2 separate regions of the Homo sapiens genome follow, and region 1 is linked to region 2. Evidence: read pairs that join two places in POLR2A ChIA-PET (ENCODE). Cell type or tissue: OCI-LY7. All regions are shown on one strand. Links, peaks and the distances in the headings refer to the core of each region. The heading gives the core; the rest is flanking DNA. Region 1 overlaps ANKRD17 (ankyrin repeat domain 17). Region 2 overlaps RASSF6 (Ras association domain family member 6).

Evidence for each region. Peaks named below come from ENCODE experiments on the same cell type or tissue, not always from the same donor. Only the 100,000 strongest peaks of a DNase experiment are listed, where the experiment ranks them.
Region 1: POLR2A ChIA-PET joins it to region 2 with 7 read pairs; 1 of 35 experiments calls an interaction of 5 or more read pairs at or near these places.

The regions. Positions count from the first base shown.
Region 1 is chr4:73,192,266-73,197,659 of GRCh38, forward strand. All of the region lies in intron 1 of ANKRD17 (ankyrin repeat domain 17), which reads right to left. Among named protein-coding and RNA genes, the nearest start is that of ANKRD17, 64 kb to the right of the region's middle. In OCI-LY7, for the core only: no CTCF peak of the experiment used is centred there; no DNase peak of the experiment used is centred there; H3K4me3 peaks cover 440 bases; H3K27ac peaks cover 1,144 bases.
Region 2 is chr4:73,597,073-73,602,466 of GRCh38, forward strand. It overlaps RASSF6 (Ras association domain family member 6), which reads right to left. Exons shown (of 11, transcript NM_177532.5): 3 at 1,568-1,646. Among named protein-coding and RNA genes, the nearest start is that of RASSF6, 21 kb to the right of the region's middle. In OCI-LY7, for the core only: no CTCF peak of the experiment used is centred there; a DNase peak (open chromatin) is centred at 2,279; H3K4me3 peaks cover 1,137 bases; H3K27ac peaks cover 4,591 bases.

The sequences.
Region 1 (5,394 bases), core at 106-5,105, 400 kb before region 2:
AAAAATATTTACCAAATGGATACATTAATATTGATGCAGAATGATCTTCACATTGTTAGGTGGAAAAAAGCAGCCTGAAGCAAAAAAAACAAAAACAAAAACAAAAACATGGTATGTACCTATTTAAGTTGACTTAAAAAGCAAAATAAAGCATATACACATGTGCAAGAATGTACACAAAAAATTTCAAGATGGGTAAACCCAAGTTATTAACAGTGGTAATCAAAGAATGAAATCAAAGAGAGAATTGTACCTTTTTACTTACTCCATACCCTTCTATATTGCTTACCTTAAAAAAAAAATGCAGTTTTCTACCGTGATTTTTAGCAAACAATTAATGAGAAAAAACAACTTCTTTAGACTTTCAAACAAAAATATAAAGAATCACCCAACCATTTACATATTTCTAGAATAAATTCTGAAAGAGCTATCATAACAATTTGTATTGTCTTGAGATATATAGGATTAACTTGCTGGTACATGTAACTCATCTGAAAGTATGCATATGCAACCTCATTCTTTTTAAATGAAAGAAAAAGTTTTGGCAACAAAATAAAATATTGTAAGAATTAGTTAAAGCAACTGCTCGTTTTCTCAAGATAAGTAAAATCAGGAACATATTATGTTCTCTTCTTTTAATTCTTTTTCTTTTAATTCTTTTTCCTTCCTTTTGAAAATCAGGTTTATTGAAGTATACTTTAGAGTAAAATTCACCCTTTTTTCGTGGTACAAATCTACGAATTTTGAAAAATATATAATCTACAATTAAGATACACAGTATTTTAACACTCAAAAATTTGTCCTGTCCATTTGTAGGCAATCATGTACCACTACCTTTTGCCTCTAACAATCATGACTTTTCTGTTACTTTCATTTTTTCCTTTCCAGAATGAATGGAATCACAGGTTTCTGAATGTAGCTTCTTTCTCAAACACATAATGCTTGTGAGATTCATAAATGTTGTAGCATGCATCAGTTCATTTCTTTTTAATGGTGAACAGTACTTCATCATATGGATGTATCACAATTTGTTTGGTTATTCACCAGCTAATGAACATTTAAATACACTACTTTATGCAGGCATGGTTTCACTTCTCTTAAATACGTACATAAGAGGAGGACAGGTCATATGAGAAGTGTATGTTTAAATTTATAAAATACTGCCAGACTTTTACGTGACACCACTATACATTCCTACCTGCAATATATGAAAGTTCCAGTTGCTACATATTCTCACTAGCTTTTGGTATCTTCTGGCTTTTCCCCCCTTTGTAGTTTTACTCTGCTTTTCCCTAATGGCTAATTAATGGTGTTGAACACCTTTATCTTGTGTTTATTTGCCATCAGCAAATCTTCAATAAAGTATCTGTTAAAACCTTTTCCTGGCTGGGTCCCTGAGGCTCACATCTGCAATTGGAGCACTTTGGGAGGTCAAGGTGGGCTGATTGCTTGAGCCTAGGAGTTCTGCAACAGCCCTGGTCAACGTGGCAAAATCCCATCTCCACAAAAAATACAAAAACTAGCCAGGCGTGGTGGTGCACACCTGTGGTCCCAAGTACTCGGGGCTGGGGCAGGAGGATCCTTTGAGCCCAGGAGGTTGAGGCTGCAGTGACCCATGATTGCGACACTGCACTCTAGCCTGGGTGACAGAGTGAAACCTTGTCTCAAAAACAACAACAAAAAAATCATCTTTTTATTGGGTTTTCTCAATATTGATTTGTGAGAATTCTTAATATATACCAAACAAGTCCTTTATCAAACACATGGCTTGCAAATATTTTCTGCAAGCCAGTAGTTTGTCTTTTTATTTTCTTTTTAGTATCTTCTGAAGAACAAAAGTTTTTAATTTCAATGAAATCCAAATTATCGGGGGTTATTTTATGTTTGTGGTTTTTTGCCATATATAAAATACTTCTATCTAACCCAAAGTCACAGATTTTCTATGTTCTCTTCTAGAAGTTGCATTGTTTACATTGAGGCATATGATTAATGTCAGGATAATTTTTGCACATAGTGCCAAGGAATAGGTTGAAGTTCCAAAACATAGGTTGACAGTCAAACGTTTCAGCATCATTTGTTGAGAAGACTACATTTTCTCTATTGAATTGCCTTGGCATCTCTGTCAAGTATTATGTATCTTCCCTAGACTATTCTGATCCATTAATATATGTGCCACACTGTTTTGATTAGCTTTATAATAAATCTTTAAATTCTCCAACTTAGTTCTTGCTTTTCAAAACCGTTTTGGTTATTATAGGGCCTTTTCTATATAGATACTAAAAAGCTTGTAAATTAAAAAAAGGAGAGGATCTGGTGGGATTTTGATTGGGATTGCATTGATACTCTTGTTTTCGGGGGAATTTACATTTAACAGTATTGACTTTTAAAAATACATGGAAATATATATACTATACATTGTAGTATATATCATATACTGTAATACAGCTGAAACATCTGGCTATCAACCTATTGCTTGGGACTTTAACCTACTCCTTCCACCATAGGCAAAAATTAACCTGAAATAAATCATAAGCCTAGATACTACATATTTTTTCATGTATTTAGGTCATTTTTTATTTCTCTCATTAACTGTTTTTTTTAGTTTTCAGCACAAAAACTACATACATACTTTATTAGATATATGCCTAAGTGTTTCATGTTTTTTGGTGCAATTAGAATTGGTGCGTTTTTAAAATTTCATTTTCCAAATGTTCATTTCTAATATATAGGAATGGAAAACGTTGCTAAACTCACTGATTAATTATTGTAACTCTCTTATATTCCTAGTTTGCTAAGAATTTTTTGTTATCAGTGGATGATGAATTTTGTCAAGTTCCTTTTCTGTATCTACTGTGATTATAATTTTTTTTCTTGAGTGTGCTGATAGTGAATTACATTGATGGATCAGTAAACGTTAAACAATTTAAACCAACTTTATATTCCTAGGATACACACCATTTGGTGATGAGCTATCTTGTTTACATATTGTTGGACTGTTTGCTAATATTCTATTAGGATTTTTTATCTATGTTCATGATATATATTGGTTTTAATTTTCTTTTCTTATAATATCTTTGCTTGGTCTTGGTATCAGGGTAATGCTGGTCTCATAATGTGAGTGGAAATGTAATCCCTCATCATATATTTTCTGTAAAAGTTTGTGAAGAATTAGTATTATTTTTACCTTTAACATATCATGTAATATGTGCACGAAGTCATGTAGACTTAAGAGTTTTCTTTGCTGAAGATTTTTTTTTTCTTTGAGACAGAGTCTCACTCTGTCACCAGGCTGGCGTGCAGTGGTACAATCTCGGCTCACTGCAACCTCTGCCTCCCGGGTTCAAGCTATTCTCCTGCTTCAGCCTCCCGAGTAGCTGAGACTACAGGCGCATACCACCACACCCAGCTAATTTTTGCATTTTTAGTAGACAGGGGGTTTCACCATGTTGGCCAGGATGGTCTCAATCCCCTGACCTCGTGATCTGCCCACCTTGGCCTCCCAAAGTGCTGGGATTACAGGCATGAGCCACCGTGCCCAGCCTGCTGAAGAATTTTTCATGTGAAATACAATTTCTCTAACAGATATTAGTCCCTGTTAGCCTTTTAGTGTATATGGGTGGGATGGGAGGCAACATTACATTTTTTCACTGCCAGTGTTAATAATTTGTATGTTCTCTCCCTCTGTTAGTATGATTAGAGCTTTAGCAGATTTAATGATTCTTTCGAAGAACCATGTTTCTTTTTTTTTTTTTTTTTTTTGAGATGGAGTCTCACTCTGTAGCCCAGGCTAGAGTGCAGTGGCAATCTCAGCTCACTACAGCCTCTGCCTCCCAGAGTGATTCTTCTGCCTCAGTCTCCCGAGTAGCTGGGATTACTGGTGCCTGCCACCATGCCCAGCTTATTTTTGTATTTTTAGTAGAGATGGTTTTGCCATGATGGTTAGGCTGGTCTCAAACTCCTGACCTCACGTGACCTGCCCACCTCGGCCTCCCGAAGTGTTGGGATTACAGGCATGAGCCACTGCACCTGGCCTTAGTTTCTGTTGCTTTTAATTTCATTGATTTTCTTATCTTATTCTTTCTTCCATTCTGCCTGCTTTGGTTCAATTTGCTCTTCTAGTTTCTTAAGTTGGAAATTATTATATCGCTGATTTGAAAACTTTCTTCTTTTCTGACCTAAGCTTTAATCGTGTACCACAAATTCTGATATATTTCATTTAATTCAAATATGTACCATATATACACGTATGTGTATGTTTATATACATATATACGTTTATATTTACACACACACACAAACATATACTTATGTCTGATTTTAAGTGAGCAAGGATCTAGTGTTCTAATGTTACTTCTGTTTACCATTGTTTGTCAAGCTAAGAGTATTCTTTTCTGTTGGATCTCATCCAAATAGTGAAAGTTATCCATTCAGCAACTATTTTATTGAGCACCTACAGTGTTATTGGATGCTGAGTTACATAAGTAACTCATAAGTAAATAGATAATAATGTTTGCTATCTTAGCTTATTGTAAAAACTAGCTTTTGATTTAAGTGAAATGGGAGCCAATGGACAGTTTTGAACAAAAGAATTATAAAATCTGATTTACATTTTAAAGGGAATTGGAATACTTAAGAAATCTGATTTTATTATTTGAGCTTTATTAAGTTTTAGGGAATATATACACATGTATGTGTATGTGTATGTGTGTGTATATGTATATGTATATAATTAAGACAAAATCCCATAATTTATTTGGTTAATGATAGTCTGCTAGTCATTCAGAACCCAGGACACATTCTGATTAGGACCTCTGAGCCACCAACTCCCTACCAATCACTCTAAAATGAGCAGCTCTGAAACAGCTGTTAGATCTTGTGGGTGCACTCCCCAGCTACAAGAGGGGCTCTTGTAGTAGAAGGTGAAAAAGGAGTTACTATGCAAACACCACTGAAGTCTTATATTCCTACAGCCATATAGAGAATACTGTCTGCATTATGAAAATCAAGGCTTATGTGATGTTTACAGCAATACAGATAACTGTGCTATCATGCAATAAATGCAATGTGATAAACCTCCCAATCTGTAAAACACCACATTAAAATAATATAGTTTAGGGAGAAAACAGAGCTGGGGACATTCTACTCAATACTTACGCAACTCTGTAGTCAGAACTCTGAGAGAAAGAAACAGCAATTGTAATACAAATACTAGCACACTTAAGACATATTAAATTCCAAGTCTTCACTTTTAAAAGAAGAGAATCCTGTAAAAAGCACTTTCAAGGCCAGGTGCCATGGCTCATGTCTGTAATCCCTGCACTTTGGGAAGCTGAGGTGGAAGGATAAACTTGAGGCCAGAAGTTTGAGACTAGCTTGAGCAACATAGCAAGACCCA
Region 2 (5,394 bases), core at 137-5,136:
ATGATGAAGATGCCAAAAGCAATTGCAACAAAACCAAAAATTGGCAAATGGGATCTAATTAAACTAAAGAGCTTCTGTACAGCAAAAGAAACTATCAATAGAGTAAACAGACAATCTACAGAATGGGAGAATATTTTTGCAAACTATGCATCTGACAAAGATCTAACATTCAGCATCTACAAGGAACTTAGACAAATTTACAAGGGAAAAAACCAAACAACCCCATTAAAAAGTGGGCAAAGGACATGAGCAAACACTTCTTAAAATAAGACATACATGTGGCCAGCAATCATATGAAAAAGCTCTACATAACAGATCATTAGAAAAATGCAAATCAAAACCACAATGAGATACCATCTCACACCAGTCAGAATGTCTATTATTAAAAAGTCAAAAAATAACAGATGCTGGTGAGGTTGTGGAGAAAAAGGAACCCTTATACACTGCTGGGGAGTGTAAATTAATCTAATCATTGAGGAAGACAGTGTGTTGATTCCTCAAAGACCTAAAGACAGAAACACCATTTGACCCAGCAATCCCATTACTGGGTATATACCCAATGGAGAATAAATCATTTTATTATAAAGACATATTCACACATATGTTCATTGCAGCACTATTTATAACAGCAAGCACATGGAATCAACCTAAATGCCCATTAATGATAGATGGGATAAAGAAAATGTGGTACATGTACACCATGGAATACTATGCAGCCATAAAAAAGAACAAGGCCATGTCCTTTGCAGGGATGGAGCTAGAGGCCATCATTCTTAGCAAACTGATGCAGGTATAGAAAACCTAATACTGTTTGCTTTCACTTATAAGTGGGAGCTAAAGGATAAGCACACATGGACACATAGAGGGGAACCACAGACACTGAGGCCTATCAGAGGGTGGAATTTGGGAGGAGGGATAGGACCAGGAAAAATAACTAATGAGTACTAGGCTCAATAGCTGGGTGAAGAAATAATCTGTACAACAAACCACCATGACACATGTTTACCTATGTAACAAACTTGCACTTGTACCCCTGAACTTAAAAGTTAGAAAAATGCTTTCTAGCTTCAGGACTTTCCTGAATTCTTTCTTTAATATTTCAAAATTTTTATTATTTTGATATAGTGCACATCTATTGGAATCTAATGCATTCATTTTAAAACCCAAATCAAATTTGACATTACAGATGCATCATAATTTATTTGAATAATCCCTAATTGATAGAGATGTCTTCAATTTTCTGCATTACAAATGACATCACAATGAATATCTTTCTATATACATTCTGACGCATTTGTAAGAAAGTATTGTGATAGATTTTCAGTGTAAATGCTGTTAAAATATTCATATTCTATTTTTAAAATAGAAAGAAAATATGTCATTAAAATTTTTAAATGCTTTTCTATCTCAAAAATGCTTAGAAAGTCACAAGTGTTCCAAGCCCAAGTCTAAAAGAATCATAATCAAGTTAAACTTTCACCTGTTTCTTCCAGAATTGTGTGTGTGTGTGTGTGCACGCATGTGTGTGTGTGAATAACACCGGATTGCCTTTCTTCAGTGGGCTTACCTCTCCATATAAAATATGCAGATTTTTCTGGTTCTCATAAAAAATGTTATAGGTCTTCAATAAAGAATTAAGTTGTTCCCTAAAAATAAAAAAAAATTAATTACAATCAGTCTTAGAGTTTTTAACGTAAAAGGTGATAATGGTACTTTCATAAAGGTATGAGATAGAAAGAAATAGTTTAATGGAATCTTTACTGTTCTGTCACTTTAACTTAACATAAGTCATTGGAAGTGGAAGCATTCTTAAAATATCAGCAAATGTTGAAGTTGCTAATTCATAAATAAATAACCAAAGGTGGGAAATGACTGAGGACAAAAATGGTGAGAACAGTGTTCTGTAGCAGGAGGCAGCCACGAAACAGGAATTTGGTTTCATATTCCTTTTTGTATTTCAACATTTTTAACCAACCTAAATTAAGCACTGGTGTGTGGCTGATACCATCTCTCTATACACTACTCCCTCCTGTGTCCCCAGGGCATGGGATGGGACACCAGTGCCCCAACTCTCCAAATCTGTGTTCCCTTGTGTAAGTCACTTAGTATCCCTGAATTTCCACAGCTGTGAAATGAAGGTGATCTGTCCTACTTGCCGGGGCTGTTTAGACTATTAAAGGCAACCACAGAAGTCAAAGATCCCAGCTGGCTGGGTGAAGCAACAGTAAGCAAAGGCTCATTGTTACTGTGGCAGGGGAGCTTCTCTCCTGGCCTGCCCCACACAGCTGACAATGGCCGACTTTGGCCAGGAAAGTTTGTAGGGGAGGAGCCCTCTACCTTTCCGCCCTTCTAGCTGGGTATCAAGATCTGAGACCAGATGTGCTGGTGAGTGACTCAGCGCTTTCTTGCCTGGAAACTCCTCCCTGTGTCTCCCACTGGGAAAACAGCTGTGGTAAGGAATGCTCCTGACTTATCTCACCCTTTGTGGCAGGTGGGCCCTGGCAGTGGGAACACTGGCTCTTACCATACCTCTATTCTATCTTTCTCTCAGTGTCTCTATGTCTTGAGATGCTCCTCTTGAGATGATCATCATTTCTCACTTGGATTATTGCAGCAGCCTCCTAAAAGCCTCCCTGTATCTGTTGTTTACTCTCAACAGCAGAAACTGTTTTAATGCAAACCTGACCATCTCTCCTCTTTGCTCAGAACTCTTCAATGTCTTCTTGTTTTTCAGATTAAAAGCCAACATCCTTACAATGGCTTAAAAGGCTGGATGCAACTGGTCTTCTGTTACCTCTTTCATCTCATTTCCTCCCACCCTTCCCTCACTTCATGCAACCACCAGCCTCCCTGGTGTTCCTTGGCCACTCCAGACAGATTCTCATCTTGGGGCCTTTGCACTTGCTGATCCCTCTGCCCAGAATGATATTCCCCCAAACGTTCACCTTGCCAGCTCATTCATCTTCTTTAATTATTTAATCAAAAGTCATCTTCTCAAGAAGTCCTTCCTGATCACCCAATCTAAAAGTTCACCTTCTCCCAGCATTTCATATCTTGATTTTCTCCTCTGCCCCTGTCCCTGAGTCAACTTCTATATATTTTACTTATTTCCTTATGTTCTGTCTCCTCCATTGAATGTAGCTCCAACAGGGCAGGGGTATGTATGCATTTTGTTCACACTGTATCCTGTGCCTGGAAGAGTACTTGGTACATAGCAGGACAAATTCTGGTTGACTAAAATTATCGGGAAATATTCATTGCCTAAACAACAATAAACAAAGGAAGAAAAGCTTTCTCATATAAGCGGTTTTATAAAAAAAAAAAAGACCCAACAAGTCATGATATTAAAATTCCAAGTATTTCAATTGCTAAAATCCCTTTGATCCTCAATATCTGTCTCTGTCTCATAAGAAAATGAGAGGGCAGGGAGTTTGGTCCACTTTATTCACTCCTGTGTTCCTGGTTCTCAGAGCAGAAACTTGCTCACAGTAGGCTCTTCTTCAATAAATACTGAATATTGAATGACAGAATTTATATATACTGACTGTTACATGTTTGAAATCAGGTAAGCATGTATGTTGCCATTGGCTTTTTCTCACTTGTAATTTTCAAGGTGTACGTTTCCAAGGATCAATACACTTCACACAATTGCCATAAAAAGATCCTCCTGAAGTCCTCCATACTGTTGGTTCATTTCCCAAATGGATTACTTTCCATTTTTAATGTTAATGAACATGTCTCTTCTAAATATCATTGGTCACACTGATTTTGTTCTCCTGGGGTCATTGTCATAGGATATTTCCTAAAAATTATACTACTGGCCAAGAACATGAACATGATTTATAGCACTCATTGTTTAGTGCCAGAACACTATTAAGAAATTTCACCATAAAGAAATTTTACTGTAAAGAAACTTCAGGGACACTTGGGATGCAACTCCTGATATGCTGAGCTGTGAGAGTTGTTATGAAAGCAAATGGAGCCTTACATAATCTTATTCCCTCAGCTTCTGCTTCTGATAAAAGTACATTACATAGTAGAGTATGAGCAGCCTTTAAAGTGTTTACTTCAGGATCATGTGCAGTTGGAAAATGTTTCTGAACCTGAATAGAGCCTGACTAAATCCTCAACTGAAATAAGTCTACAAATGACATAAGGAGTTGGCAGATGGTGGTCCCAGGCTGCCTGTTTTTGTAAACAAAGTTGTATTGGAATATCACCACACTAATTTGTCTGCTCATTGTCTATGTCTGTTTTTCTGTTATAACTGCAGAGATGAGTAGTTGTAACAGAAATCATATGACCTACAGAGCCTGAAATATTTCTAATCTGGCTCTTCGCAGAGAAAGTCTTCCAATCTGTAATCCACTGTGTAATACAGGGTAGCTGGATACCATAGAAGTATTTTTCTCACCATGAGTAGAATCTTTTTGATTATTAATTGGATTTTGAAGGATTTTGGAGTGTTGAAGATTAGAGCTCAGTAAACTAAAGTATTGGAGTAAAATTAGGTAAATTAGTGGTGCAATACAAAGCAAGGAATTAGAAAAGAAAATTTAGAAGTTGCCTGAACAAATTATAGCAATGGTGAATGTTGTCCAAACATTTCTTTTAATCGTGTGTACACCTTACCAGAGAAACTTTTGAAGATGATTAGTTTATGTACCTGATGAAACAATATGTCTAATATAACCTTGAAAATACAATGTATGTCTGTAACATTCTAATTTAACTTGGCATTAGGGGAACAGCAAGGTGAAGAATTACTGTTAAGTTGATCATCTGTGTCTATTCACATTACACCATCCCACAGAAGGTCATTTATTGAACATGATACAGTTGCTGTGTGAGCACAGTCAAGAGGCCTCAGTCATGCTGGGAGGGTGGGTGAGAGCTTTAAGGAATAGATGTTGCCTACGGTGAACCTTGGTTGGTGAGAATTAAACAGGAAAAGAAGAATGTAAAGAGTTTACCTGGCAAAGAAACAACATGAAAAGGGACATGTAGCTATTTCTATAGTTCACAGAAAAAAACTCAAGAGTTGGGATTCCAAGAATGCAACATGTAAAATGGGGAATGCTGAGCAATGAATGAGCCCCGTGAACCATTTTAAGAAACTTGGAATTCACTTCGCAGGCAATGGGCAGCTATTGAAGATTCTAGGCAGGTGAAAGACATGATGATACTAAGGATCACTAGGTAGAATGTGAAAGATAGATTTCAGTACGAGACAAGATAGAGCCAGCAAGATGAGTGAGACCACTGCAACACTAGTGTGGTAGAGGTGCAGAAATGAGGCTGATGTTCCACGGAAAGGTGAACAAATGTGCCATGTCTATAGAAGGTTCTAAAGTCCAGAAGGGACCTATAATAATTACAGGCATTGTATGGTTT